Regions from separate parts of the Mus musculus genome. Here region 1 is linked to region 2. The links are chromatin loops, found by intact Hi-C in ENCODE. Cell type or tissue: left cerebral cortex. All regions are shown on one strand. Each heading gives the region's core, and the rest is flanking DNA. Links, peaks and the distances in the headings are about the cores only.

What was found. A loop is a pair of places that touch in the nucleus more often than their neighbours do. Peaks named below come from ENCODE experiments on the same cell type or tissue, not always from the same donor. Only the 100,000 strongest peaks of a DNase experiment are listed, where the experiment ranks them.
Region 1: a loop joins it to region 2, with 3 times the contacts of the local background. A loop is called at or near these places in 8 of 42 quality-filtered maps.

The regions. Positions count from the first base shown.
Region 1 is chr9:54,854,642-54,869,783 of GRCm38, reverse strand. Ireb2 (iron responsive element binding protein 2) reads right to left here and starts at 6,029. Exons shown (of 22, transcript NM_022655.3): 1 at 5,888-6,029; 2 at 4,388-4,477. The coding sequence starts at 5,906. In left cerebral cortex, for the core only: no CTCF peak of the experiment used is centred there; DNase peaks (open chromatin) are centred at 5,618 and 6,112; H3K4me3 peaks cover 2,020 bases; H3K27ac peaks cover 1,196 bases.
Region 2 is chr9:54,942,232-54,957,373 of GRCm38, reverse strand. Hykk (hydroxylysine kinase 1) reads right to left here. Exons shown (of 5, transcript NM_177351.4): 5 at 7,450-11,308. The coding sequence ends at 10,848. AY074887 (cDNA sequence AY074887) reads left to right here and starts at 6,420. Exons shown (of 1, transcript NM_145229.2): 1 at 6,420-7,130. The coding sequence starts at 6,535. The coding sequence ends at 6,933. Psma4 (proteasome subunit alpha 4) reads right to left here and starts at 6,515. Exons shown (of 9, transcript NM_011966.3): 1 at 6,471-6,515; 2 at 5,266-5,292; 3 at 4,991-5,033; 4 at 4,533-4,695; 5 at 2,634-2,711; 6 at 2,405-2,493; 7 at 987-1,117; 8 at 440-563. The coding sequence starts at 5,268. In left cerebral cortex, for the core only: no CTCF peak of the experiment used is centred there; DNase peaks (open chromatin) are centred at 6,621, 7,690, 10,386, 10,875 and 1 more place; H3K4me3 peaks cover 1,648 bases; H3K27ac peaks cover 1,219 bases.

The DNA of each region.
Region 1 (15,142 bases), core at 2,994-10,993, 87 kb after region 2:
GTATCTACAGACTGACATTAGGTAATCTTTACAAACATATGTACTGTGCATACTCTAGGTAAATGGTTGCTACCCAACCCACAATCCTTTCCCAGGGCCCAAGGAAAATGCAAGATTTGAGAATACACACCCTTCCAGCAGGATAACTGGATCAGCAGAGGAAAATTGACAAATCCAGTTAAAGCAACAGGTGAAAAAGTCACCAAGAAATACCTTAGCTAGATGGTAAGCCATTTACAATGCACAAAGAACAGTCCAGTGGTCATACTGGGAATTATTCAAAGTCAGTACAGGGAGTTATACAGATAAAAGCTCAGGTAGACAGTAAAAAACAAGACCAGGCAGCCTTCAAATTGCAAACAGCCTCTGGCTCTGACTGGTTTTGATAAGACTATACTTTTCCTCTTCTATCTTTGCATATCTGGAAAACATAGTATCATTTTCTATCAAAGTATTTGTTCTTCATAGTCCATGGTAGAGACTGGGACAGCATATACTAAGAGCATGAAAATAAAAGTGTGTGTGATGAAGGTGGAAGGAACTGCACAACTTCAACATAACAATACTATGTATCAATAGCTTGAATTAAAAGAGTGTGTGTGTGTGTGTGTGTGTGTGTATTAGAAGTCAGGGATGTAGACCAATTGAGGCCCTGCAGGGGGTAGGAATAAAGGAAATATAGCAGAGAAAGCTAGTAACAACTTTATTATTTAACTGTTAAAGGTTGTAGCAAAGTACACCCAGCCCTTTCTACTGGAACTCACACTCTCTGACTCAGAAACCAAGCAGATTCAGATAGCAGGAATACTTGTATTAAATGACATGGAAAGATGTGCATAATATATTAGGTGAAAAAAGGTCACAGAGCAATACACACTGTAAAAATATTCATGCTTTACATATGTCTATAAAAATGTGTCTTTCACTAGGCACAGACAGGAGGATCTCTTGTGAGTTCAAGGCCAGTTTGGTCTACAGAGAGTTCCAGGATAACTAGGGCTCTATTAGACACACACACACACACACACACACACACACACACACACAAAACACTGTCTCAAAAACTAAAACAAAACAAAAAATGATTTTCTATTTTATCTGTGAAGAAGGATGGATCTTGTTTGAAATTCTTATAAACCACAAAATACTCTACTAAAATGTTAAGTATAGATTCCTTTCAGAGAACGCAATGTAGGAGTTGGTTTTCATTTTGTTTTGTTTTGTGTTCCTAGTGTTGGGAATCCAATCCAGGGCTTTGTGCATGCTCTACTCTACCACTGAGCTATATCCTCACCCCATGCTATTTAGAGACAGAATCTATGTAGTTCAGGTTGATCTGGAACCCATGACCTCTTGACACTGACCAACAGACATGTGCTACCATGCCTGGCTAACAAGGTAAGTATGAATATAGTGCTGGCTATATCTATTTACTATAGTTAAGAAAGTAAGTAGTCAGGAAGGAAAAAAGAAAAGATAATGAGATGACCTAAAGGCATGAGGCTTCATACTAGTTAAAAAATGGACACTCTACACTAGCCCGTCTCTCCACCCTCTTCCCCATTGCTAACCACTTCACTCATGATTTTACACTGCTGCTCTCTGTGATTACCTGAGGTTAACTGCCACCCACATAACCTCTGTTCAATGGCAATTCAACTGCTTCAGAAAGCAGACTCTATTACAAGCAACGGAGACTATTCTCTGCCTTGGGAATATGTGTATTTTTAAACTCAGAGAAGACAATTACAAAGATCTCTTAAGTTTCTAGTCAGTATACTAAAAGGTACCAAAGAGGCAACTCAGAACTTTCCAAGAGGGAAATCATATCAGATCAAAATATAGTCAATGTCTCAGGAGTGTCCACTTCTCTACCCTGAATATAAATTGGAGAAGCAAAAGATACAATGGACAGAGGCAGGCTCATCTGTGATTGAGGCTACTGTGGTCTACATAGTTAGTTATAAGAGAGCTATATGGAGAAAAACCCTGTTCTCAAAAATAAATAATTTTTAAAATATTTTTAAAAATAAGATAAACTGGCACTAGAAAGGGGGAAGGGGAACAGTAGTTAATTGCTCAATTCCCTAATTCTATGTTTATAGGTCATCTTCAAGCATATTTCCATAAAGTATTCATAGAAATTATTTATTTTCAAGTACAAAAAACATCCCTATATATGTTCCTTACTAATCATTCAAATTTGTGTTAAAAAAAACTTTTACATGAAGATGTAATTTAGTTGGTAAAGTGCTTGCTTAGCAGGCAAGAGTCCTGGGCCCCCCAGCACTACCTAAATCTCATGGTGCAACACACACTCCTGTAATCTCAGTACTTGGGAAATGGAGGCAGGAAAATCAGAACTTTGAGGCCAGCCTGGGCTACATAGTGCGTTCCAGAATAGGCTGGGCTACATATGACTATCTAAAAAACAAAATAAATCAAACCCCAAAATCCCTTGAGGCTAGAGTAGTGGCTTAAATGAGAACGGTTCCCAATAGACTCATATAGTTTAATACTTGGTCCCTTGTCAGTGGAATTGTTTGGGAAGAACTAATAGTTGTAGCCTTGTTGGAGGTGGTATGTCACTAAGGACAGGCTTCCAAGTTTCAAAAGTCCCACTGCCCTTTTCTGAATTATGGTTGCCTCTTAAGGTAAGAGCTTCTCTGTTACAGCACCAACACTATTCATGTCTGACAGCATGCTGCTAAGCTCCCTGATAATGGTTATGGAGACTAAACCTCTGAAACTGTAAGCCTCAAATCAACTTTTTCTATAAGTTGTCTTGGTCATGGTATCTTATCATAGCAACAGAAAAGTAACTAGAATCAGGCTTTGTTTTGAAGAAAAGAGTGTATGAAAAACCTATTGTGTGTGAGAATAATATATATGTGTGTATGAATGATATGACTGTCTGTGCATGTGTGTACTCAAGTTCAATGTTAGGTTGTTTTCAATATTGCTCTCCACCCTAAGAGAAGCAGGGTCCCTCACCTAGAGAGCATTGCTGTTTTGGCTAGAATGGCTGGGCAGATGGCAAATGAGGATCGGTCCTGCCCGAGTCTGCTTGTGGAGAGCTGGCAGATACATGACTATGCTGAGCTTTGTATGTGAGTGCTGCAGGTCTGAACTCAAGTCCTCACGCTATGGGGCAAGCGTTTTGCCTACTAAACCAATGCCCCCTCCCTTTTTTGGTAAACAATCTTCTAGAACCAATACAAAATCATCATCACTTATGGGATAAAATAAATAATAGACATAAAATATTAAAAAATACCCATACTCTCTTATCAGTACAAATTACTGCAACAGAAAGAATGCTACTGTTGCCATTCTAGGGAATAGTTATTTTTATTTTTAAAGAGCAATATAGTTCTAAGAAAAAAAATACCTACATTGTCTCAAAATGCATATAGATACATATAATACATGAAGAGTATTTAAATTCATAAAAATCTGCAGTATTTATAAAGGAGCAATAAAACAGGACTAAAGAAAATCTCTCTCCAAACTGTAGAAGGCTGGCCATGAATTTTTTTCATAAAAGCTTACACCAGCAACCATTCTTCCAAACAGGTTTTCTATTCTTTGGTCTTGTTAGAAAAATTGCTCAACTGTCAACTAAATCAAAAGCTGTGCTTAGTGGGACCTTCTTCCCACTGCAGCACTGAGACAGAAATGACAGTTCAAGGCCACCCTGGGCCACTTAGGAGACCATGTCTCAAAACAAAAGACAACTGAAAATCAAAGTTAAGACTCCATCCATCCAATGGCCAGGTTAAGCACGTTCATTTTTCTGAGAATGCGATGAAAGGTTTGACCCCGATGAGGAATGTGAAAACGTTTACCAAAGTGTCAGAGAATCAAGCCTAGCAGTGAAGAACAATTTGAACCAGTGGGCTCAGTTGATGATTCTATTTAAAGATGATAAATATTTTTAAAGAATAATCAGAGGCTCTAAGCAGTAGCGGTCCCTGCCTTTGATCTTAGCACTTGGAAGGCAATAACAGATAGATCTTTGAGTATGAGACCAGCCTGGTCTACAGAGTGGATGACAGGACAGTCACATTCTACAGAGAAACCCTGTCCTGAAAAAAACAAAAACAAAACAATAACCAGAGGCACTGACCATTGAAAAAGTTAACACACACATTCAGTCACTATAGATTATGATGTTCTCTTTTAAAAATAAGATTAGCTTCTGGGGGGAGGGGAGGAGAGGCAGCATCTAATTAACTAAAAGTTTAAAGAAGAAATCGAGGTATGGTTTCTATTGTTCTCAACCAAAAGTCCCAAAGGAAGTTTTATAAAATGTCTTCTGCTCACCTTGACCAATGCACTGTAACTACTAGAAACTAAGCCCACGAAAAACGTAAAGCAACATTACCATACTTGGTGCCGCCAAGTTTAGGTACATTGAAGAACTTCTTCTGTGAATTGCCATTTAATGTTTCAATAAGGTACTCAAAGGTGTATCCTGGAGAAGAAAAAGAACAAATGCCTTTCATTAAATACATTCCATCAAATACATTAAGTACATTAACTACAGTTACCAAGAACCTTATTCAAAGAGAAAACACCCAAACTTTTGCTCAGCAGAACTCTGTGTGTGATGGAAAGCTGATGGGAATATTGCACATTTGCATTACCCTGCGGGGCAGCTACGAGGGCCACCTTGAACCATGGAGGCAGTGATGGAGGTGCTGACTGTCCCATACCACAGACACAAGACTCGTCTCCACGGGACTGCAAGGGGACAATTCTAAACCTCGACTCTTGTCAAACAGAAACTAGTGAGACAGACAGCTTTCTACCTTGCCTGTTGACACAGGGTGTTGTCACTGTATCCCAGAGTGGACTTAACCTCACTGGGCAACCCAGGAGAGCCTGCAAGTAGAGGCAATAATCGCCCATTCTGTCTCCTGAATGCTGGGATTACAGCATTACCCACCCAATGGCTTTTCAATCTTAGAAATGTTAAATGTCTGCAAAGAGACCATAAGAATGGTTTAAATGATGTACAAGCATTCAGAAATCGTGCCCTGAACATGCTTAAGTACAGAGATAATGCTTTGACAAAACCATTGTTAGAGGTTCAAAAGGCAATTAAAAATCCAACAACAGAACACTAAAGATGATTTTTAAAGTGACCATCAAAATATCTAGGTAAACTGGCACATTAGATTCTACTAAGAGATATACCCTTAATGGTTATGCACTAATTGAATATGCCCCCACTCTCAGTGTTGTGAGAAAGGGTGAGGTAGATAAAAATTCATTATGCGGCCTCATTACTTGGATGGGTGAGACCCTTAAACATTGCTCTAAGATCTTCTTCCAAAACCAGAAAAGACAAGCACAGTCCATTCAGAAAGAACAGTGTTTTTCTTTTGTGGAGGGAGGTGGATGGGGGAGGAGACTGCAACAAATGATCTGGGAACCGGCTAACGTTCAGCCTCGACAGCCCCTCCACTTCCAGGAGCAAAGAAAGGGAGATCCCAGGATGCTGGGTAGAAGGATCAGCCAGCAGAGTGAAAGCCAAACAAGGGAGCCAGGTCTTCCGACACTCAATGCTCACAAAAGGGGGGCGGGCAGAGAAAGACGTGGGCTTGTCCCTGCCCCAGCAGTTCCTCCTGGGGGCCTGGAGGCTGCAGCCAACAAGCAGCGGGCCCCGGCCAGGGGCGGAATTAGCGCTCCGCTGAAGAGCGGGACGCGCGGGCGGGGACGCCCGGCCTTCGCGGCCTCCGCCCCGAGGGGAGAGAACGACCAAGCCCTGAGGGCCCGACCGCCCCCCCGGGTGACCGTAAGCAGAGCACAGCGAGGGCCACGGATGTACAGCAGCGCACGCCACCAGCCGCCAACGCTAAGGCGGCGGCCGGGAACTGACCTGCACTTGGGGAGTCCATCGCCGGAGACCATATTATCCCTGCGGGGAGGGGGCCAGCGGGGGAAGGAGGGGGAGGCCAGGCCGGGAAGAGAGGGAGGAAGACGGGCGGACGGGCAGGGGAAAGGAGGAAGGAAGCAGTCTCGCGCAGGCACCGCGAGAGCCGCAGAGCTGGCCCGGGGTCCGCGCTCGCGGGATTTGCCGGCTAACTCTCGCGAGATCCTCGGACCGGCGAAACAAAGAAAGAGCGGGGCGGAGCCAGCGGGTAGGCGGGTCTCTGCGCAGCCTCTGTTGTTCTCCAGAGCTGGAGGTGGGGGGGCGGAACCCTGGGAGGTTAGTAACTTTGACAACGGGACGCCATAGGTTCCGTTACTTTCTTGTGGGCCCAAAAGTATACCGTGAGGTTTTGAGGTCCCGCGATGTCTGCAGGACTGTCTTGTAGGAAAGAGCCAGGATTGGGACTCAAGTTCTCCCTGCATGGTAAAGCCTTGTGTTAAGCCGTGATGTAATGAGGCGCCCACTCGTGCATTCTCAAGAGAACAAGGCCGGGTTAATGGGACACATAGGCAATCGACTAATTGAATGAATTAAAATGTCCATACTTTCCTATAACTTCAACCTTTCTCTTCCCAGGAGCAGTTAAACGTGATGGTGTCCTAAGTTTCTCTCTGGCCCCGCCAGGGAGAGTCCTTATGTCTTCCCTGTCTTGTCTTTTGGTTAGCGGACTCTTTGGAGTTGTCTGGTTTGCCCTTTTCTTCCCCACTCCTATCCCTTCTCAGACTGGTTTCCACTTCCAAAAATGCCTGTGATAAAGGTAGGCATAACTATTTGCTAATACCCCAGCTCTTGCTTTAACTGTTTGTTTAGTATGTTTGCTAAGACAAACTGTATTAGCTTCCATAATTCCAAAACTATTCTGTACTTCCTGGCCTCCAAGCCTGCTTCATCCCAGTCTCCTCTACCAGGGCCTTTCTCTGCCCAGCTATTAAGTGTACTGTCATTAACTCTATCTCGTGACATGAGCTTTGCACCAGATTTCATTTCCTCTGGCTCATTCATCTGTCTATTGGCTCCAGCTATCCGTTCATAAGCTGATGCTCTCTAGCCTACCTACAACTCAAACCCATCTCCTAAGCTTAGAGGAATATATCCTAACGCTTGTTACCACAGGCATCTCCTATGCAAAACCACCACCACAACCACTGCCACCCAAGCCAGTGACTGAGTCCTTATGTGTCTGTCACCTACACCAGCGAATGCCACCGCCTAAGCACATACCAGCACGCTATCCTTGGCTCCTCTCTTCCATTACTGTTTAGAAGTCCACTTGATCCACTGGCTTCCTGACCTTAACAACTGTGACAGTCTTCTCAGAAAGTCTCAAGGGCATGACTATTCTCGAAATCATCTCCATGAAACTGAAACAAACTAGGAAGGACACAGTAACCAAACTCACATACCAAGAAACTGAGTCTGGATTTGCGATGCATTCAGATGGAAGCAAGAGCTCACGTATAACTTCATTGTTCACGAGGCTGAACTGAATAGTTCTGCTTCTCTTGAAACAACACTCCTGTACACCGTTGGCTAACCCTTACTCACTCTTTCAAGACTTGGGCTTTTCTTTTTATGTTTTAAAGATTTATTTATATGTGTATCTCAATGTTAGTGTATGTCATGTGTGTGCAGGTGCCCAAGGAGGCCAGAAGAGGGTGTTGAATCATCCTAATTACCAACCTATCTCTCAAATCTCATGGTTTTCACTAGTTTGAGCTTTTGAAAATTCGTTTGTTGTGGTTCTGGGGGTTGAACTGAAGTCTTCTACAAGAGCACAAATGGCCTTAATTGCTAAGCAATCTCTCCATCCCCCCAGGACAGTCTCTCATACAACCACACTACAACAGTTAAATTCAAGAAATTTAGCACTAGCTGGGCGTGGTGGTACATGCCTTTAATCCCAGCACTCAGGAGGCAGAGGCAGGTGGATTTCTGAGTTTGAGGACAGCCTGGTTTACAAAGTGAGTTCCAGGACAGCCAGGGCTATACAGAAAAACCCTGTCTCAAAAAAAAAAAAAAAAAAAAAAGAAGAAGAAAGAAAGAAAGAAAGAAAGAAAGAAAGAAAGAAGGAAATTTAGCACTGGTACAGTACCATTAATATTTACACTTTATGCATTTGAAGAATCAGCCCTATTAATATTCTATAATCAAACATTGACATCATTTACAACCAAATTTTAAAATGTTGCCAATTGTTTCAATTGTTTACCTTGTTTTATTTATTTGTTTTGAGATGGTCTTGCTGTGTAGCTCTGGCTGATTCCACATTCACCAGACAACCCCAAAGGGACACTAGGCTGCCCACGCGTGACAAACGTGGCTCTGGCAGGGCCTGCCCTTCTCCTTCATTCCCTCTGCCTTGTAAAACTGTTAGATTACACTCCTAAAGCTGGCAATCAAGGTCTGTTCCCTTATTTAGCTACTTCTTCCTCCTGAGGCTGACAACAAAGGTCCAGCTATTAAAAGATTGAAGTCCAGCAATCAACAGCCCCCTTTGGCCCACCTAATTAACACGCACAATTAAATTTAAAACCTCACCCTAACCCAGGGTTTCCCTTTTCCCTTTATAAACTGTCATATGCCTAGGAGGCTTGTCTGTCTGCTCTCCATCCAGAGGCAGTCCCCTGCTCCCCTCCCCCACAGACATGCTCCTTTCCCCCTTTGTCCTGCTCCCTTTCTCCCCTCCCTGTTCCCTTCCCCTTCTCCCTGTCCTTTATCTCCAGTCTTTGTCCCCTATCCTGTCCTCTGTCCCTCCTTTTTGCTGAGAACTTGGTCTTGGGTGTCTCGAGCTGACTCAGAGGGGAAAAAAGCCCAAAGTATCTTCAAACTTATAGCAGTTCTCCTGCCTCAACCTCCCAAGTACTGGTGTTACAGCCATGTGCTACCACGCCTAGATAATATTGTTTTTCTAGAAACTTTTTCCCACTAAAATCCAATCCTGTCTAGTCTGTACTTAGGATAGTCTCTTAGCTGCTTATTTTCCTTGGTGCTGTTGGTATCTGTCAAAGCACATAGTTGTTTTTGCAAAATGTTCATTAATTGGAACTTGCCTCATTGTTTCTTCATGCTAAGGTTCATCAGGTGAGTCCAACCTTTAGATATTGCATCACAGCGCTCACTTCAAAGTTCATGAAAACTTATGCAACCAAGTTTTAAAAAAGTATTTACTTACAATGTTGACGCTCTATAATGGCAAAGGCTATAAACTGCCATCACCACATGAGCCACTGGAATGACTCGTACTGACCGTGTCTCAATGGTGTCGCCTGTGGCTTTAGGTGCATATGAAGGCGGGCACAGGGTAGGTAAGCACGAGGTTACTGCTTATAATAACATTGAAGGCAACCTCAATGCCTGCCAAAGGAGCACGGGTAAAAAGTACAGAATACTCACATAAAGATATGCTACGAGATGCTAAAAGTGACCTCAAGTCATATATATTAACTTACAGGTGAAAATTACATAGTGTCATTTGTTTTTTAATCATTTATTTTTTAACAATTTCGTACGTGTATGTAATGCATACTTCCCTTATCCCCCTCCTACTTCCTCTGAAATCATTGTTTTTGCTACCCATGTTGTGTCATAGAAACCCCGGGAAACTTATACTAATGCCTTCTTTGATTAGCCAGATTATAGCAGAGACAGTATAATTAAGAAACCTGGTGGTGGCACATGTCTTTAATCCCAACACTTGGGAGGCAAAGGCGGGCAGATTTCTGAATTCGAGGTCAGCCTGGTCTGCAAAGTGAGTTCCAGGACAGCCAGGGCTCTACAGAGAAACCCTGACTCAAAAAAAAAAAAAACCGAGAGAGAGAGAGAGAGAGAGAGAGAGAGAGAGAGAGAGAGAGTGTTAATCTCAACTTTAGCTCTGAACTTGGCTATATGATCACATCCCAATGAGCCTGTCGGTCCTTAAGCTGTGTCGATCTTTGTCAAAAGAAAAGTAAAATGCCTAGGTTCAGGAATGCTTTCCTGTGGTCTATAACTGTGCTTCCACTTTCTGATGTAGACCCTTCTGTTTGTCCCTTTCATCAAAGATACTGTGGTGTCCTGTCAAAGTAGACTTTCCTAATGTTGTTTGACCTCATTCATCAGTACCACAGTTTAGGTTCTGGTCATTTCTTACTTGGTATTAGGTTGAGCCATTGGTCACTTTAGACTATTGCATGGCTCAGTGGATAAAGATACTTACCATGCTAGTCTGGTGACCTGAGCTCAATTCCCAGAATCCAACTCCACAAAGTTTCCTCTGATTTCCACATGCTGTGGGACTTACACTTGCACACATCATACGCACATGCACAATCACAGAAGTAAATAAATAATAAATAAAAATGTTAAGCTTTGGCCACTGTGACCTAAAAATAATGATTTTATATAATTCAGCATTCTAGTTTTCTAACAACTCTCCCTGTTTCATCCTCGACTTCTTAATTTACCATTGCTCCAAATACCCTTACAACCCCACCAGGGCATCATCCCTCCTTAATCACAAATCTGATAATGTTTGTTTAAAATCCTTCAGAATGGGCTGGAGAGATGGCACAGTGGTTAGGAGCTCTGATTGCTCTTCCAAAGGTCCTGAGTTCAAATCCCAGCAACCACATGGTGGCTCACAACCATCCTTAAAGAGATCTAATGCCCTCTTCTGGTGTGTCTGAAGATAGCTACAGTGTACTTACATATAATAAATAAATAAATAAATAAATAAATCTTTGTAAAAATAAAATCCTTCAGAGTTTCTGCATGTGTCAAGATCAGACTTTCCAACTCAATGTCTGAGACCTTCTTGGGCCTGGATTTTATTTGTTCTTCTGTTCCAACCCCCTTTCTTAGCATGCTCCCACAAATGTGTGTGTGTGTATGTGTGTGTGTGTGTGTGTGTGTGTCTGTCTGTGTGTCTGTGTCTGTGTGTGTGTGTGTGTCTCTGTGTGTGTGTATGAGTGTGTCTGTGTGTGTGTCTGTGTGTGTGTCTGTGTGTGTGTCTCTGTGTGTGTAAAGGCAGAGTTTCATATATCCCAAACTGACCTCCAACTTGCTATGTCGCTGAGGATAGCCTTCCTTCTGATTCCTCTGCCTCTGTTCTAGTGTTGGTATTACAGACATGCCACTATTCCTGATTTCTGTCTCTATCTCTGTCCCTTCTTCTGTAGCCCAGGCTACCCTCCACCTCATAACAATCCTCCTGCTAAAACCTTCGGAGTACCGGGATTAGAGGCACAGGCCACGATGTTCACAATAAGCCCTATTCTTACCTAGTACTCTGACACAGTTTCAGATCTAGGCCCTGGCTTGAGGAATCCCAAAAGACTCCTCCAGCCAATACTCCAGTTAAACAGTAAACTGAAGTTCCCAAAAAAGCCACACCTATGTGGAAGATTCTAACAGCCAACTGATTAGGCAAAACTTTGTGATTATACAAAGTTGGAATGCTGTAAATCACAAGTCAAACTATCTGAGCTAGTTTTAGTCCCCCAATAACTACCCATTGCCTACTTTAAGTCTGACCTAATATCCCTCTATCTATCAGATGAAATCTCTGGAATATATTCTCAGCAGACCACCAGCTTCCACTAACCCAAAAACTAAGAGCTTTCCTGACTCTGCTGTAACCTAACTGCGTGAGGTCCTGGTCAGTTTATTTAAGTGCCTTGATTTATAATGCCTTTGTTCTATAAAAAGTTCATAAAAACCACATCCACACTGGACCACATTATTCAGGACCACCTGAATCCCTTCTCCTGGGCCATGGCACTCATATTTGGCTGAGAATTCCTTCTGAGATGAGATTTGAGTTTTTTTGTTGACACATCAGTACTGGTGAAAGCAGAGAAAAGAGATTTATTGATCATTGTGGGCACACTGGGAAAAAAAGATGAAGAGATTCAGTGGCCCTAGGTCCTTCATCTATAGGGCACTGATGTGAGCTTTGGGTTTAGATGTTAGAGTAATTGGGGCAAGGGGAGAGCTATGCCTAGTTAAGTAGGCTTGGTTAGGCTCTTATGGTTGGGTTATCACTGCAGCACTAGTTCTGTTTGGCTTCCTAAGACATTGCTTTCCACTGGAGGGAAAGCAAACTGGAGCATCAGCATCTGAGATTAATGGCCTCACTGGGGAGTCATCCATTACTAGGGTGGCAGTTTCAATCCCTGTCATAGAGGTGCTAATAGGTCCTGTTGTTCCTAGAATCGAAGTTGAATGCAGATCTAGGGCAATGACCCGAGGCATTTAGGGTCTCCTTGGAAGTCTGTAAACACTGGTAACACTGTCCTAATAGGGATAAAGAGACTCTAAAGAGACTCCAGTGCTGCTGCCTCTGACTATCAGACTTCTGAAACAATGAAAATTTCCCCAGGAGTCGCATGCTGAAAGAATGAAAAATGCAGAAGTCTGATCCAGCCAAGGGAGGAACTTGTCTCTGGGAAAGAGTTTACACAATTATTACTTGTCAGACTACCTGTCAGAGAGACTGAAAGGAAGACAAGGATGGGCCATTGGTGGCAGGGACATACCTTGACCAAGACTGCTTGGTTAGGCATACCTTTCATCCTCTATTTATGTCAGAATCAAAGATAGACCCAAGAGATGTGAAGACCCAAGAGTGTTGTCAACTTAATAGGATCCAGACTCACCTAGCCTCTGGTGCATCTGTGAGGACATGCTCGTGGGGATGGCCTTGATTAGGTTCGTTGATAGGGGATACACACTGGTTGCTCATGGCTCCATTTCCTGGGGTAGGATCCTGGACTATACAAAAAGGAGAAAGTGAAGTGCTCTGTTGCCCAATTGTGGATTCAACATGACCAGCTCTCCAAGCTCCAGCTACCTCAGCTTCCCTGCCATTATTGGGATGTATTCTTAACCACTGAGACAAACCCTTTGTCCTCTGAGTTGCTTAATCAAAGTATTTTATCATAGCAGGGGGGGGGGGGGACTAAGACAAGGGGACCATTGGGCCTCTGTTCATTCTTCTCAGTGTTGCCTCATTGAATAAACCACTTTTCTCTACTTTTTAAAAAGATTTATTTGTTTGTTTATTTATATGTATGTGTGTACAATGTAGCTGTCTTCAGACACACCAGAAGAGGGCATCGGATCCCACTGCAGATGGTTGTGAGCCACCATGTGGTTGCTGGGAATTGAACTCAGGACCACTGGAAGAACAGTCTCTTAACCACTGGGCCATCTCTCTAGCCCTTTTCTCTACTTTTTACCATTACCTATTTATGGGGGGGCCAACCTAGTTTCTTTGGACATCTAGAGCCATAAGATGACTAAAGGAGACAGACACAAAATGAAGGTAGAAGCAACAGACTTTCAGCCATTTTTAAAACAGGCACTTAAAGTTGCTTCCGCTTGAAAGCATTGTCTCTTAGCTTGGACCCTGAAGGTAATTTAAAAGCAATGTGAGAGGTAGGTATTTTTTGCCTCCTTTTTGTAAAGCCTTTAATTGTCCCGGAAGAACAAAGCCCATCAGAACAGACCACGCCCCATTCCCCAAGGAGCTGGAGAATGTACACTGGAGCAGAAGTAATCTCTTCCAGAGAGTCACCTCAACCTTTAAGCAAAAGGAGTTCCCAGAAACCATCCTTTCAGGATGAGCTAAGGCCACCGACGGTGCACGTGATCAAACCTTGACTAGGACTGCTTAATTATGCATATGTCCTGCTCACTGCCCCAGTTCTTCCTCTAAAACTCATGTCAGTGTCTGGAAGATGAACTTAGGGTTACTGTGCCATCATGGCCTTAATCTGGACTTGGCTTGGTTCCCCAGTCTGTGATCACTATCAAAAGAACTGAAGATGAGGCACACAGGAAAGTAGAGAAGAAGGTAGTTTTTACAAACTGAACTGGAGAGAATGTCCAGGTGAGAAGGACTAAATGGCGGGAGAGAGCATTGTATCCTTTCTGAAGCTGCTAAAGCAGAAGCGCATTGTCCTGTCCCTGTGATTGACAGGTGCACGTGGACTGACTCTTGGGGGAAGAGGGAACAACAATGGTACGTCTTTGTTCTTTATTAGGAAGCCTCTGGCTAGACAGTAATCTTATCATAGCTTCCTGAGCAGTTCAGAACACCGTGTCCCGGTGCAGGGAATCAGAGTCCTGCAGTCTGACCTCCTGGTTTAATAAGCTGCTGATATTGAAGGAGGGGTTCAGCCCCATGACCTTAAACTCTGCTAACATCTAAATAGCTACCTAACAATCAACCTTTGAGACCCTTTGATCCTTTTTCAGGAATTTCCAACCTGCATCACTCCTGCTAGGAGATGGGTTTTGAATCAGTCTGACTATTTCTGGATGAAATGAAGTTGAGTTGGAGAAGGATTTAGGGTCTTCATTCTTATTAACTTTCAGGCATCAGCTGATAATCGAAGGGACCAAATACAGATGGGGTTAAGCTGTCTTCTAGTCCCCTACTCAGCTAAGTACATACAATTCAAAGACTAATAGAATCTCAATCCATCTTGATCACAGAGGTCATAGCCTGTTATGGTAAAGTAGTTCTCTCTCCCTCCCTCCCTCCCTCCCTCCCTCCCTCCCTCCCTCCCTCCCTCCCTCTTTCTCTCTCCTTCCCTTCCTCTCTCTCCCTCTCTCCTTCCCTCTCTCTTTCTCTCTCCCTCCCTTTCTCTCTCTTTCTCTCTCCCTCTCTCCCCCCCCCTCTTTCTCTCTCCCTCCCTCCCTCTCTTTCTCTCTCTCACTCCCTCTCTCTTTCTCTCCTTCCCTCTCTCTTTCTCTCTCTCTCTCTCTCTCTCTCTCTCTCACACACACACACACACACACACACACACACACACACACCACTGGCTTCCTTTCAGTCCCTCTGTTCTTTTAGATCCTGGCTATAGAAAACAGATTTTGCTCTATGTAGTAGGCCACTGACAGAAGTCTCAGGTCCTAGTGACAGTTTTTGCAACTTCTTTCTGATGTTAGGAATAAATTGAGTGATCATTTGTCCCAGCATAATGTACTTCTAAAAGCTAAGTAATCAGTTACAGTAGACATCTGTGTGACCCTGAGTTTCTATAGAAAGGCAGTTGGATGTTTACTAGGCCCCGGTCAGTAGTTGCCAGCTTGACATGACTCACAAGTTGTACTTCAGTCCCTCAGGCTCACAGACATTGAAAGGAAGGCATTCCCAGATACTGGGGGTAATGGGTGTAATGAACCCATTAGGAAATCCACTAAGATTGTTCAGTA
Region 2 (15,142 bases), core at 3,946-11,945:
AGAAGAACAAGACAGAATCCTAAACAAAGCAACACTTCTTTATGGACTTTTCTCATTTCTTTTTTTAAAAAAAAATGACCTAAAAAGCAGCTTCCATCAGGCATGGTGGTACACACCCGGGATCCCAGTATCTGGGAGGAACAAGCAGGGGAAGGGCAATGCTAGTTTGAGGCCAGCTTTGGTCTAACACTGAGTTCAAGGCCAGCTGCGGACACAGGATCTCCAAACCAGGAGTTACAGTCAGGCTCAAGTCCTTAAGCCTGCCCTATATTGCAGAACTGTGGCTTTTCAGTTCATCAAGACTCATCTTACTCAAGACATGGGGTCCTTAGTGTCCCCTAAGTGGCAGCTTCAATGAACTAAAACACATTAAAAACCTAAGGCTGTGGCTATTCAATAAAATCCTCAGTTTAGACAAAGCAGGAGGACACAGGATTACCTTTTTCAGCTGACAGTTTACTAACATCCATTGTCTTATTTAGCACCTTAACAGCCAGAGCAAGCGCTGACTTCAGAGTCATTTCGCCTTCTTTGTAGTCTTGTTTCAACATTGACACAGCCGCCTGAAAACAAAACATCAACAGAGTTTCCTTCCAATCTGCGCATGGTGGGGAGGGCACAGGATGGTTAGAAGAACTAAGGCCTGAATTCATGCTGACACTGAAGAAGTATAGCCCACTGCTGACAGCAGGGGAAGGCGGCATGAACAGGGCAGGGACAGGACCTTTAAATGAGGCCCTGGCCTCAAGAGACTTGTCTTTAAGAGTTCTACTACTTATAAGGGAAAACTAGCCCTTAGCTACAGATAGCTTCAACAAACTATCAAGATGTAGCACTACAAACAGGCATTCCCTTCACACTGAAGAAGTTATGAAGCTGTTAAATCCTATGGTAGATACTCTAACACACACACACACACATCACTATTTAACATTACTGTCCTCTTAGCCTTTCACTACATTTTACAGTGGCACGAAAATACTCACAGCACTGTTGTTCCCAATGCATGTGGCTTTCCATCCCCCATAGTTTCCACTTGGGTCACTCTGATAGAGCTGAAAGCCATAGTGCTTATCCCAGCCAATATACAGCAAAGAAACACCAAAGGGACGTTTGCCTTTAACAAAGAAAAAGAATCAATAATTTCAATTTTAAACCCAACAATCTCAATTTAGAGCTGTCAGTGGACGTGGCCCAAGCCTCTGAGAAGTGAAGCACGCATAACTGGTTTGTATTCTGGCCACCACAGATAAGCTCAGTCACAAATGCCAACTCTGTCTCTAGGAGCTGGGCTGAGGCTGGGGTGGATATGTGGATACAGAAGGCCAGTGCTGAGCTTCATTAATATGGAAGAAGAGTCTGTTTCCAGGCTTGAGTATCTGTGGATGAAGCTGCCAACTGACACGTGGAAGCAGATTTGCCCCTGAAGCAGGCACGATCTGCACCCAGTGTGCAGGAGGCTGTGGCGGGACTGCAGGGAGCACCAGAGGAGTTCAGGCTAAACTGTGAATGTTACAAACAAGTGTGGAGAGTAAGAGACTTCAGGGTGCTCCGCTCACGGGACATCCAGAGCACTCCTCCAACACCCAAGGATCATGGAAGAAGAAGAAGGGACAGAGAGACTGGAAGAGCCAGAGGTGCTGCTGGGTGACAAGGAAAGTGTTATCCAAATACAACTGAGCCGCCATGCACATGAGCTCACAGCAGCTGTGACAACATCCACAAGAACAGCGGCAGACCAACTCTCAGCCCCGAGGGGAGGGCGCATGAGGCCCCTCCTCCAGCTCAGAGTGTCCAGCAACTGGGGGCTGCTGGGAGGGGAAGGCAGTTTCTTTATGGGTGTGACCCTTGGTAATGTGACAGTGCTCTAGGGAACCTGAACTGAAGGAGTTAAAAGGGGACAGGGGAAGGGAGGGAAAGAACAGGAAGCTGAGTGGGCTGAGAGGTGGGGGACAGATAGGGAAGGAAATGGTGGGTGAATATTATCAAAATTCATTGCAGGAAATTTGCAAAAAACAAAAATATTTTTAAAACAATGTGTTTTAAAGCTAGGTGGTGGTGGCACATGCCCTTAAGCCCAGCACTTGAGATGCAGAGGCAGGTGGATCTCTGTAAGTTTGAGGTCAGCCTGGGGTATAGAGCAAGTTCCAAGACAGCCAGGGCTACACAAAGAAACCCTGTCTTGATAAAGAAAGAAAGGAAGGAAGAAAGAAAGAGAGAGAGAGAGAGAGAGAAAGAGAGAGAGAGAGAGAGAGAAAGAAAATGTTTAAAAAATCTAAAACCAAAATAAATCCAACAACAAAAACAACCTTAACAAACCTTAAAGCAGAACAAAACAAAGTAAAAAGTTTATTCTTCATAAAATGTTTTCAGTTTTCAGAAAATTTCCAAAAAAATTCAGTACCTCCAAACTGTGTGTACGCCTGTTTGATATCACACAGTGCTGTAACCAACTGCTCACAGGGAATTGGCTCCTGATACTGTAATAAGTACCTAAAGTAAAGAGATTGACATATTAAACAGGCTTCTCTAAAATATATACAATGCAAGAAGATGCTCTCTGTAGAGAATATATATGAAAGAAAAAGCTTTCCTTGGAGACATGCTGAGTGCTACACGATTTCCGTCCTTACCGTTGAGCAATGAGCCTTAGCTCGTTAGTCAGAACGTTAGCATCAGATGTTATGCCTGCCACGCTGCAAGCCATGTCCCTAGAAGGAGAAAAAAAAGTCACTATAAGAAGGGAAGATGCTTGTCAGAGAATTTCTAAGTGATATAAAACACCTAGATCTATTAGGGATTCAACAGCTTTGCGATGAAAATAGCATCTTCTTAGGAGATGTTTACCTAGTGTCATTCAGCATAAATGATAAACAAATGCAGCCTGAACTAAAACAGATGTATTGATTACTGCTCTCTGGAAACAGCAAGAGAAGGAACACCAAGTACAGAAGCCAGACCACTCCCACACGTTAGGGTCTAACTTGCCATGCCTGGCCTGACAGGTGTAGGGGTGAGGGTGGTAAGTTCAAAAATTGCCTAGGCACGTACCCGCTTTCTGCCTGTTCCCCAAAGCCTTCCCTGGCTCTCTAGAGTGTAGATATCTGCACTGACTATGCCTAAACAAGCCAATAAGTCGCTGGGTAGAGACTAATGTGACTAGGGAAGACGGTACTATGTGAGGGGAGTACCAAAGGCCCATGCAGGAAGTGCACTTCTGAGGGCTAATGAACACAGAACCCAACTGCCTTCTAAATACCTACACTTTTACTCCCAGACAGAAGTGGATCCCCTCTTTAATCAGAGAAGCCTCAATTTACAATGGATGCTATAGTGCAGACTCATAGCTTCCCATAACACAGGAAATAAATGAGAGTGTGAGACAGTCCTAAGGATGTCACTCAGACCAACCACTCCCTCTCTAAGGTCTGTGAACGTTGTGGGAAAGGGGCTGCCAACTACTTAAGAGAGGAGACAGAGTAAGGGCAGCAAAGCACGTTCTCTAGATCTGACAAGTGAAGTCACAAGCTTACAACTAGTTTGGGCGCGGACAAGACCAGCCCTGTCAATAATTAGCCAAGAGTAGCTCATAGGACCCTACCCCTTATATAGGATCTATTGGTTACTGGTAGATTCTGGGCAAGACTCACTGTTCTCGGCTATATGTACACACTGCTGAGCCCACCAGACTCCAGCAAGCAGCTCTCACACAGATGGCCCTGGTAATGCCAGTGAATCAAAACAGACAGACATAAATATTTGTGGGGAGAAGGGTGGGAGATGGGAAGGTAAGAATAGGTTGTGAGAGTGGTCAGTGTGCTTGGTAAACACATCCAAAGCTGTAATACATAAACAAATAATTAACTAGGCCCCAGTGCCAAGTCTTCAGCCGGCCTACCACTGATGGCAAAGTCTCTATATAGCACAGCCAGTCTTCCACCAACAACCAAATCCCACAGCCAGCTCCAAGTACTCAAACTGGACAGAATCAGACTGCACCCTGTGGCTGAACTGTGTCAGACCTCCACGAGCCTTGTTCTTTGGTAAAGAGTCAGGATAACTGTACAGAATTCCTGCGTGCCATTCTGAAGGGCATCCTGAGGCCCTGCTTTACACGGTGGCACTGTGTTAGTTTATTTCACTATTTTGTTTCATTTGATTCCCATAACCACTCTGATCCTCAAGAAGTTAGATAATAGGTGTAGCACCTTGTATCCATGGACTTTAGATTTTAAACCAAACCTGTGTGGCCAGAAAATACATACATACTTTTATCACTGCACAGTGCTATTTTGCACCAAGTGTTTATCTTTGCATTTCAAGTGAATTATACACATAATGAACTGAGATATAATGGGCTGCAAGGAGATGTCAAGCAAAATAAAGCAAATACACAGATTTTTACAAGAAAAATAATAAAACTGCTCATTTCAGTTCTATCACTTCACATAGAAGATCCCTCCTTAAATATGCAAATCCTGAGTACGCTGTCAAGTGCAATAGTTCAAGCTCTTCCCCATGATCGCACTTACTCATTAAGTTTATAAATTTTCTCAGAAAAGAAGACTTCATCAAGAAGCTTGTGGATGTTGCGCCTCTCCGCTGCAAGCAAAACTCCATCATTGGCTAAAATCCCCAAACAGGTGCCTGCATGTCCAATGGCTTCCATGGCATACTCCACTTGGTATAAGCGACCTACAAAACAGTGAGACACCACGGTTCCTCTCGCTCTTGCACCACTCATCTGAGAGAAATCAGCAATGACACAGGTAGGCTGGCATCAACAGCCCTGCATTTACTCGCCCACAATGCATGGCGTAATGAACCTGGTGACAAGTTATCTCCAAGAACCAAAGGAATGAAGTCAACTCCAAAATGTGTGTAGCTAAACGTCACACTAGACCCCAACACTAAAAATATACTACTTAAAGCAACAACCACAACAAAATGCCCCAACCTTCTTTGGAGCAGGTTAAATCTTCTAATTTACCTTCTGGAGAAAATATTGTGGTCCTGGAGTCATATCTTCGAGACTGCAAAGGAAAAACAGAGATGATGCCTGTTCACTGACATACGCCAACTTCCGGATGTCCATGCATTGGATACAATGACACCCTGGTGCTGAGTTCAGTGGAAAGAAGACGGAAGACCCCATTCAACTCCCTCTACCCCTTTGGTTTCATTTTCTTCCATGTCAGGCTGTGAGCTTCAAACAAGCCATAATGTTCCCAGGCAAAAGTTAAAGGAAACGTGTCATGAACTCACCATGGTTTCTGAACTTTATGTTGATTCCTGTGAAAAGAAAACAGGATCATTAATAACAAAACCCCCACAATTTTAAGAAGTGTCTTCCACTGTTAATACCACTTGATCCACACCATCACTCAGCTAACATGAACTGCACCACCACTGGGACCTATACAGATGCTGGGCCACCACAATAAAGGTAAACCATGGTGTCCTGAAAAGCTCAGAATCTAGCAGCCAGGTATGACAGACAAAGATTATAAAGCAACATGGAAGAGACATTCAGGGTGGGGAGGGAAAGCAGAATCGACAGCAAGTAAGATTTTAGGAAACCAATACAGATAATGAGAGTAAATTAGAGGTGGGAGAGGCAAAGGTAAGTTGAAAAGCCTCAAGTCAAAGAAAAAGAATTGTGAAGGGGTGAAGGAAGGGCATTCCAAGTAGAGCAGGCTGAGAAAGGTTAACAAAGTGGATAATTCACATGGTCCTAAATTTGGGGGTGTAGGGGTTAGGTGGTAAACCTGGTCCTTATTTCCGTTTCTTCGAAAGACAGCAATGGAAACTCTGCCTTAGTAGAAAAATGGCAGTTCAATTCCTATGTTGCCAAATGGGATATAAGGAAGGCATCGTGGCTGGAAAGCTAAGCAGACATTTGAAGGGTCTGCGCGCCCAGATGTTAGAAAACACCTTTATCTTACTTAAGACCGCTTCACCGACGGGCTGGATTCAAGGACCACGGGAAGTGACATTTTAGAAGAGTCGTCAGGCCTAAGGAGAGTTAACCTGCCAGGAGTCGGTTCCAACATGTAGGAGAAACAGAAAGGTGGCCCTGAGCACAGCAGCCAGGAGGCCACGGCGGGTTTCGGATTCGACTGTGAACACAGCTACCTCCACGCCTGGCGCCGGCGCTACAAGACTTGGACTTTCCCCCGCAGCGCCACTTTCCCGAATTGACTCTCTGGGCCGCAGCCGCCCCCACCCCTCGCACCGGCCCGGAGGGTCTCAGAGCCCAGGCGAGCCGTCAAGGCCCCGCGGGGATACCCGACGGCGGCCGGCGGGGACCAGTCCCTGGCAGGCCGGTCACCGAGGAGGCGGGTGCAAAGTCATCGTGCCCACGGCTCCTCGGTGGCGGCCGCGGGCCTGGGCCGTGGTCTCCACGCAGATGGCCCCCGCCCGGGAGACAGACACCTCGACTCCGCGGCCCCTAAAGGACTGAGCCTCACCAGAGGAAGACGGTGAGGGTGCAGATCAGCGCCTCTTTACTCAGCTGGAGAAGAACCAACCCGGATGGCCAAGCATCCGCGGCGAATATGGCTCCCGCGCGTGCGCAGGACTGCGAGGGGGCGGGGCGGGGCGGGAGGACGCGGAAGTTCTCCCAGTGCTGGGGCGGGCTCAGTCTGCCCACGTGGACTGTGCAGAAGCACAACCTCGGCTTTGGCTGCGGTCTGTATTAGAGGAGGACTGGAGGGAGGAGGGAAGCGTCTATACCGTGGAGAGTGGAACCAGATTCCTCCTACGCTTTGCACTCCACTTTCGTTTTCTCTTCTGTACCATTCTAATGGAGGCCAGAGTAGCAACTGTATAGACAAATCAAATCGTTTACTCTTCCAGTCTTGCCCCTTAACAGTTTTTCCTTTGTTCTTCCTCTTAGCCTCATTTTCTCCTTTCTCAGATCCAACTCTTTAATTGGGATAACTTTTGTTCTAAGTTTAAGACTTCTCTTCGCCGGGCAGTGGTGGTGCACGCCTTTAATCCCTGCACTTGGGAGGCTGAGGCAGGCGGATTTCTGAGTTCGAGGCCAGCATGGTCTACAGAGTGAGTTCCAGGACAGCCAGGGGTACACAGAGAAACCCTGTCTCGGACAAAAGAAAAAAAAAAAAAAAAAAAAAAAAAAAAAAAAAAAAACGAAAAAAAGACTTCTCTTCATCCATTTCTCCTTTCCAATCTTACCTAGTTTTTGTGCCTATGTTGGGGGTTGAAGAGCTAGTGGGTTGACTATGTACAGGGCCTTTGTCTTCTGTGTAGGCAAAACGGTTGGATCTGGGTTTCTTAAAGGGGGAAGCTTAGAAATTTAGTTGCATGTAGACGGGACCTGGCCTGTACTCAGGACCTGGTTTGCCCTGTAAATTCCAAGCCAGCCAGGGATATATAGTGAGACTGTTTTAAAAATGAGAGAGAGAGAGAAAAAAAGACCAAAAGGTAAAATATCCATACAATGCAGCATATATTTAATTTCAAACAGAAATTAGCAATATTTGCAATAGGAATTTAGTGGAGAATCTCTCTTAGCAAGAACAATCAAGAGAAACTTGCAGAGTTCCATTGTATAACAGGATAAACACTGATTTGGAATGAGACCCAAGTTCCAGCCCATTTTTCTGGTCCTGATTGGCCAAGTTAAATAAAAACCTCAAATATGAGTATCCTAAGTGTTTCACATGTGAATGATCTCATGTACTGCCCCCATGTGTGTGGGTGTGGGTGTGGGTGTGTAAAAACAAGGAAGGAAAGGCAGCAGGATGGGATTTTGTAGTGATTAGGAACAGGGGTAACAGCCCAAAGACCTAATTCAAGATCTAAGCCTGAGCTCCCTTCTAAAGCAATAAATCAGCTTTTCAAGGCTCTATTTCTTTATTTAAAAATGGAGATTAATCATCAGAATATCTTTGTGATTCTGTTCTGGATTAAATGAGGTAGTGCATGTAAAATAACATTCAATAATCATTGTAGTATAGTATATTCTACTGAAAAACTAATGAAGCAGGAAAGACAAAACCGCTCCAGATTTGTTAACCTAAAATCCTGATTTGTGAAAGCAGCAGGGCTCGATGGCTGACTGTGAGAAGGGCAAGCAGCGTGCCACACCAATATTTTGAGTGTGCGTAACCTGAAATATGATCCATTATTTAGTAACTATTTATTATGCCTCTACTATGTGCCAGAGTCTATGCTAAGAGGCTGCCATAGCCTCTTAAAAAACCCTCACAATTGACTCTCTAAGTACAAACATTATCTTGCTCTAAAAAAAGAAAAGAAAAGAAACGAGAAAGGAAAAGAAAAGGGAGACATGGAGAAGTTAAAAATAAATTGTATAAGTAAATTCAGAGAAATACCTAGTTTGGGAAGTTTAGACAGGTAGATAGGCAGGCAAACATCAGACAAGAGTTATAGTATCAAAGCCTACTCACATAGACGGATAACTACTAACAAGATGTTTAAATAAATGACTAGGGGTCTAGACCTGAGTCATCTTTAGAAAGCATGTGGTTAAACAAAAGAATGCAGTGAGTGGTCTATGCATGCCTACAGTCCCAGCTACTGGGTTGCATGGGCAGGATTATCATGTGAGTCCAGGATAACCATGCGACAGCTTGATTCCAGTATGGACAACACAGTGGAATCCAGTCTCAAAACAGAAAAGAAAAAAAAAAAAATCCCACCCTACAAGAATAAGTAAATAGCCACTTAGACTAGAGAGACATGAAAAGGAGCCAGTAAAGGAAATACTGAGATAAAACTTAAGCCAAGTATGCAATGCAATGATCTGCATTTTTACAGAATCTTATAAAAAGGCAATCATTAGTTATAGAGAACAAAGAACATGTGGGGCCAAACAGAATGGTGTATCACTATAGTCTCTGCATTGGGAGGCTGAACAGGAGGATCTTGGGAGCCACGATGTTTAAGACCAGCCTGAAGAGCATAGTAAGCCCTAACTGCTGAGGCGCCTTGCTGGTGTCCTGGATAATGGCCTTGCCTGGATGCCTACATGTGCTTCAATGCACTTGTGTCTGGAGTTCTGGTTGCAGCTACTCTCCCAAACAAGTTTTTCTCAGGACTCCCTCTTGTGTTTTCCCCGAGGGCTTCACCATATCTTTCTTCTTGCATGCATTCATTTTGTAAATGTGTCCAAAGACTTTTCTGTGGGGAAGGCACTATCAGAGGGACAAGAAGAGACACCCAGATGTAAGTTTTTCATGGCTGTGCCATGTCAATTTACAGGATAGATAACTGTACAACCATCAGCAGGTAAGAGTGAAATGCCACAAAAAAGATAGAATGCCTCACTTCTAGAGAGGTGAGATTAAGAGTCTACAGAATTTGTGATGTGTAAGCTATGTATTTAAGTTTCTCATGGTCTGTGTCATGGTAACTTACAAGATAGATGACTGTACAACAATATGCAGGTAATAGTAAAATGCCAAAAAAAAAAAAGACAGAAAGACCTCACTACCTCACTTCTTGACAGGTGAGATTAAGGAAGAATTCATAGAGTTAGCGATGTATAGGTTAGGTATTTAAAATATGTGGATTATTCAAAATATGTGAATATGTGTGCGGTGGTAGATGCCTTTAATTCCAGCATTTGAGAGGCAGAGGCAATTGGATCTCTATGAATTTGAGAGTTCCAGGGCAGCCAAGAAACCCTGCCTCAAAAACAAACAAACAAACAAACAAAATTAATATAGCTGTACATATGCATTCTTTTCAAAGTTTAAAAATCATTGATCTAAGGACGAGAATCGATCTTCGGAGACTGAAGACAAGTCATGTATCATCATGTGTGTTTCTTGTAAAAGGCAAGCATGACCTGCACAGAGACATGCTTACTTGGGTGGTACTTGTGTGGATTTCCTTGTTTCTGTAGTGCTGAGGTTGAACCCGGGCTTTGCATACTAGGCAAGGGTTCATCATGTAGACTTTCTTAAGAGTAAAAGATGGTCCAAAGATCGCTGTAAAAATTAGATCTTCCTTCACCAATTCCTATTTAGAATGGCTCTGTTTTGTTTTTTTGTTTTGTTTTTCGAGACACGGTTTCTTTGTATAGCCCTGGCTGTCCTGGAACTCACTCTGTAGACCAGGCTGGCCTCGAACTCAGAAATCCGCCTGCCTCTGCCTCTCAAGCGCTGGGATTAAAGGCGTGCGCCACCACTGCCCTGTGAGAATGGATCTGTTTTACCATTTCAGTTTTAACTCTGCACAAAAATCCTTCATAAATTTGTTCTAGGCCAACTGGGTTTTAATTAACACAAGCTTTTCTAAGGTCACTTGTAACGGCTTGTGTTCTCATGCTAATTATGTTACCAAAAATACCTGTTTGCAGTGTCCCACATTTAGGACTAAAGGAAGCCTGTCCCCAGTTAGTTTTTGACTTGTCAATAAAATTACCAGCGGCCAATGACTGGGCAGAGACAGAGGTGGGACTTTTAGGATTCCTGGGAAGAGACAGAGAGAGTAGGAAGAGAAGATTTTGCCACAAGAGGGGCATAGGACCACGCCAGAAAGATACAGAAGGGAAAGACCGCCGACATGTAGGTGCAGGGGGAAAGCTGCCCAGGAGGGCTGCCCAGCCAGGTCCAGGGCACAAAGATAATATATAGATTTTAGTAAGTAATAACTCAGGAATATTGAAGTGGAGTGTGCGTTAACCAAGTGGAGTTAGGGAGTGGCCCGGCAATTGACCTGCTTAGGGCATATTAAAAATAAGGTTGTGCGTGTGTGTCTTTCACTCGGGAATCCAGAACATTGTGGGTGCATAGCGCCGAGCGCATGTGCACCACCGGGGAGTTTTGAGCGATTTAATTTTTTTACCGCGGCAGTCACATGGATATCTCAGATTCATAGGACTTGGCAGTTTCAAACCAGATTTCTTCAACGGCTTTCTGGCCCATGTCGAACAGCTGCTGTAAATGCTTCCATCCGGTTTTGGCTGTAATCATGAGGTACTCTTTGTTCTCTGGGTACAGCTGGCAGGAGTATGCAGCCATGACGAGAGACTGGCTAAAACGACTGCATACAAGTAAAAACAAAGCCTGCCTCTCTACAGCCGTCAGGGGGATCACACTTTCAAACCCTGCGAGGATGTGACCTCCTACTTGTATAGGGTTTGTGCTTTCAATCATCATGTACATGATAACGATTGCCACTTCAAACACATAGTAGCCATAGCTCATGTCACCGAAGTCTAAAATCCCAGACACTTGATGCACACCTTCTCCAGAGGCTGACTTGCTGAGGTCTACTAAAATGTTATGGTCATTAAGATCACCATGATTAATACCTGAAATCAGAAAGATCATGTAAAAAGTTATTTAAAATGCTAACTCATTCTCTTTCTATCTTTCTTTTAAAAGCACAGCCATCTAAATAATTTGATGAACAAGCAGAGATAAAAGAACAAACTATTTTCTGAAAATAAAGCCATTTTCTCTGGGGGGAGACACAGGGTCTTATGTGCATGGCTTCTCTTATAGAGGTAGATAGCTGTTTTCCACAAAAAGCACTTCGGACGGTAGCTGGTGAACAGAGGCTCCAATAATGGACATCCAGTAATGGCAGCGTATAAAACAAACAGAAACAATAAGAATCAAAGCAGTAGGAGTAATTTAAGATCACCTCCCTCCTTGAGCAGAAAAAAGAGCCAAGCCAAAACTGACCCCCACAGTTTCTAGTTTAAAGGCAATAGAACTGACTGCTACAGGGTACAAGATTTCTTATTGTGGAAATGAAACGTTCTGCAACTGGAAATGCAACATTTGCACAGCCATGTAAGAGCATGGAATTATACAAATGAATGGATTGTATCTTCTGTGAATCATATCCCAATAAAGGTGTAAGGAAAGACAAATGGGATGTTTTATCTTCAATATTTAAAAGGCTAACAACATATTGTTTGACAAACAACAAAAATCTCAAAAAACATTTTTCCTTTGCTTTTTGAAACATGTTCTTGCTCTGTATCCCAGCTGGCCTCAAATTCACTGTCTTCCAAGTACTGGGATTGTATTTCATTGTCCCTCAAAATAGGTTTTTATAAAGTCTTCAGACAAACAGCATCTCTTCTCAAACAAACTTTAAATTTGAATATCATGGAAAAAAAGGAATTGGGCATGGTGCATATGCAGGGGTGGATGAGTTCTCTATGAGCTTGAGGCCAGCCCAGTTTATAAAGTGAATTCCAGGCCAGCCAAGGTTACAGAGTGAGACTCTTAACATACACGTGTCCTGCTCGGGGACACACACACACACACACACACACACACACACACACACACAAAAGGATGAAGGAAAACTGAGGAAAACATTTTGGAACAATAATGAGTACAGATCATCACAAATCAAGACATATGCATAATTAATTTTATGTTTGCAGTCCAAATAAAGGCAAAGAATAAAAATCACAAAAATTCATGAATTAAGCACCTATTTCAAGAAGCTTTTAAAAAGCAAACAGAAAACATTTGAAAAAAATAGATATGAGTAATTTAAGATAAGATAAAGAGGGTCTTGAAAAGGTGTTTCCCCAAAGGATGAGCCCGAGAAGCCAGTGGGAAAACATAAGAGGTGCTACTGATCTCCAAACAGAGCAAAAGGACACATATCACTAAAGACCTGATCAGTATGAAAATATGAGTAAAGACAGCTGGAGAGGTGTCTCAGGGCAAGGACACTTGGCTGCTCTTCCAGTGACCCGGCTTCAGTCCCAGCAACCACAAGGTGGCTCACAACTTGTTATAACTCCAGTTCCAGAGGATCCACTACCTTCTTCTAGTCTCTGGCACTACATGAATGGGGTACACAGACATATGTGTAAATAAAACACTCATACATACAAAGTAAAAAAAAAAATTCAAAGAGTAAGTAATAAAAATGATAAAAACAAGTTTTAACATGTATGTTAAGAACTTACAGTTGGGGCTGGAGAGATGGCTCAGTGGTTAAGAGCACTGAATGCTCTTCCAGAGATTCTGAGTCCAATTCCCAGCAACCACATAGTGGCTCACAACCATCTGTGATGAGGTCTGATGCCCTCTTCTGGTGTGTCTGAAGACAGCTATAGTGTACCCATATACATAAAATAAATAAATAAATCTTTTTTAAAAGGAACTTTTTTTGTTTGTTTGTTTGTTTGTTTGTTTGTTTTTGAGACAGGGTTTCTCTGTGTAGCCCTGGCTGTCCTGGAACTCACTTTGTAGACCAGGCTGGCCTTGCCTGCCTTTGCCTCCCAAGTGCTGGGATTAAAGGCGTACGCCACCACCACCCGGCAAAAAAAAAGAAAGAAATTTTAAGTACAAAATTTTAGATAAATTAGATAAATTTCTATAAAATACAATCCATTAAATATGGCAAAAATCTAAATAGTCCTATATATTAAAAAAACTAAACTGCTAATTTAAATAATTTCTGGGGCCTTTTGTTTGAGACAGGGACTCATGTGCTAATCTGGTCTTGAACTATGTACCTGAAGATAAGCCCAAACTTCTGATCCTTCTGTTTGTATCCCCAAGTGCTGGGATTACAGCTGGGTGCCATCATGCTCAGTTTGCTAATTTTAATATCTTCCCTGAAGACAAATACAGTACTAAATTACCTCAGTGGAAAATTCAAAAAAGAAACTATTGTCCTGAAGCTGGGCAGTGGTGGCACACACCTTTAATCTAATCCCAGCACTTGGGAGGCAGAGGCAGGTGGATATGTGAGTTCAAGGGCAGCCTGGTCTACAGAGTGAGTTCCAGGACAGCCAGGGATATACAGAGAAGCCCTGTCTTGAAAAACAAACAAACAAACAAACAAACAAACAAAAACAAACAAAGTATTGTCGTACTTCTAAAATATAAATTTATTTGGTGAATTTCTGTCTGAGTGTGTGTATGCCACACATGAGTAGATGAATACAGAGGCCAGAAGAGGACCATGGCTCTCCTACAGCTCAGGTAAAAAGGGGTTGTGAGCCAGCTAACATGGGTGCTAAGAACTGAACTCAGGTTCACTGGCAGAGCAACAAATGCTCCGAAGAGCTGAGCCATCTTGCCAGCCCCACTCTAATCTCTCAATCACTGAGAAAATAGAAGAACTTCCTAAATGATCTTACAAGTCTAAGCCCATACAAGGCTATTATAAAGGGAAAGCTGTAAGGAAATGGTACTTAGGAATGTAGATGGAAGCCATAATAAAACATTAGTAAACTGATGAAAAAGAGAGGAAAAAACAATACAATGACCACATTGGGTTTAAATTAAGAATGCAATGTTGATTTAAGGTTAAATACAACCAATATAATTTGACATATCTATAGATTTAGGGAGAAAGCAGCATGCATTTTTATATGACTTTTTTTTAATTCCTTTTTTTTTTTTAGATTTATTTATTTATTTATTTATTTATTTATTTATTTATTATATGTAAGTACACTGTAGCTGTCTTCAGACGCACCAGAAGAGGGCATCAGATCTCATTACCGGTGGTTGTGAGCCACCATGTGGTTGCTGGGATTTGAACTTCGGACCTTCAGAAGAGCAGTCAGGTGCTCTTACCCACTGGGCCATCTCACCAGCCCTTTATATGACTTCTTAATGAATACAGGAATACAGGGAAGCTTCCCTAACCTTATAAAAGATGTTAACAACACTAGCAACAGGGCTGGAGAAATGGCTCAGTGGTTAAGAGCACTGACTCCTCTTCCAGAGGTTCTGAGTTCAATTCCCTGAGGACCTGATGCCCTCTTCTGGTGTGTCTAAAGACAGTGATGTACTCACATAAATAAATAAATCTTTAAAACAAACAAAAAATAACAACAAGGTTTAAATATGTTATTAAAAAAAATAACAACAAACTAAAGCAATCACCACAGTTAACAGGTTTTTGTTTGGCTGGGTTTTTTGCTTGTTGTTGTTTTTTAAATTTTGTTTTGTTTTTTGAGACATGGTCTCTTTTGTAATCCTGGGTGTTCTGGAGCTGATTATGTAGACAAAGCTGGCCTCTGCCTCCCAAGTGCTGGGATTAAAGGCATGTGCCACCATGCCTGGCTATTATCACAGTCACTAGTTAAACATTGGCGGTTGGCAAGAAGGCTCAGTGGGTAAAAGTGCTTGCAGTACAAGCCTGATGTCCTGAG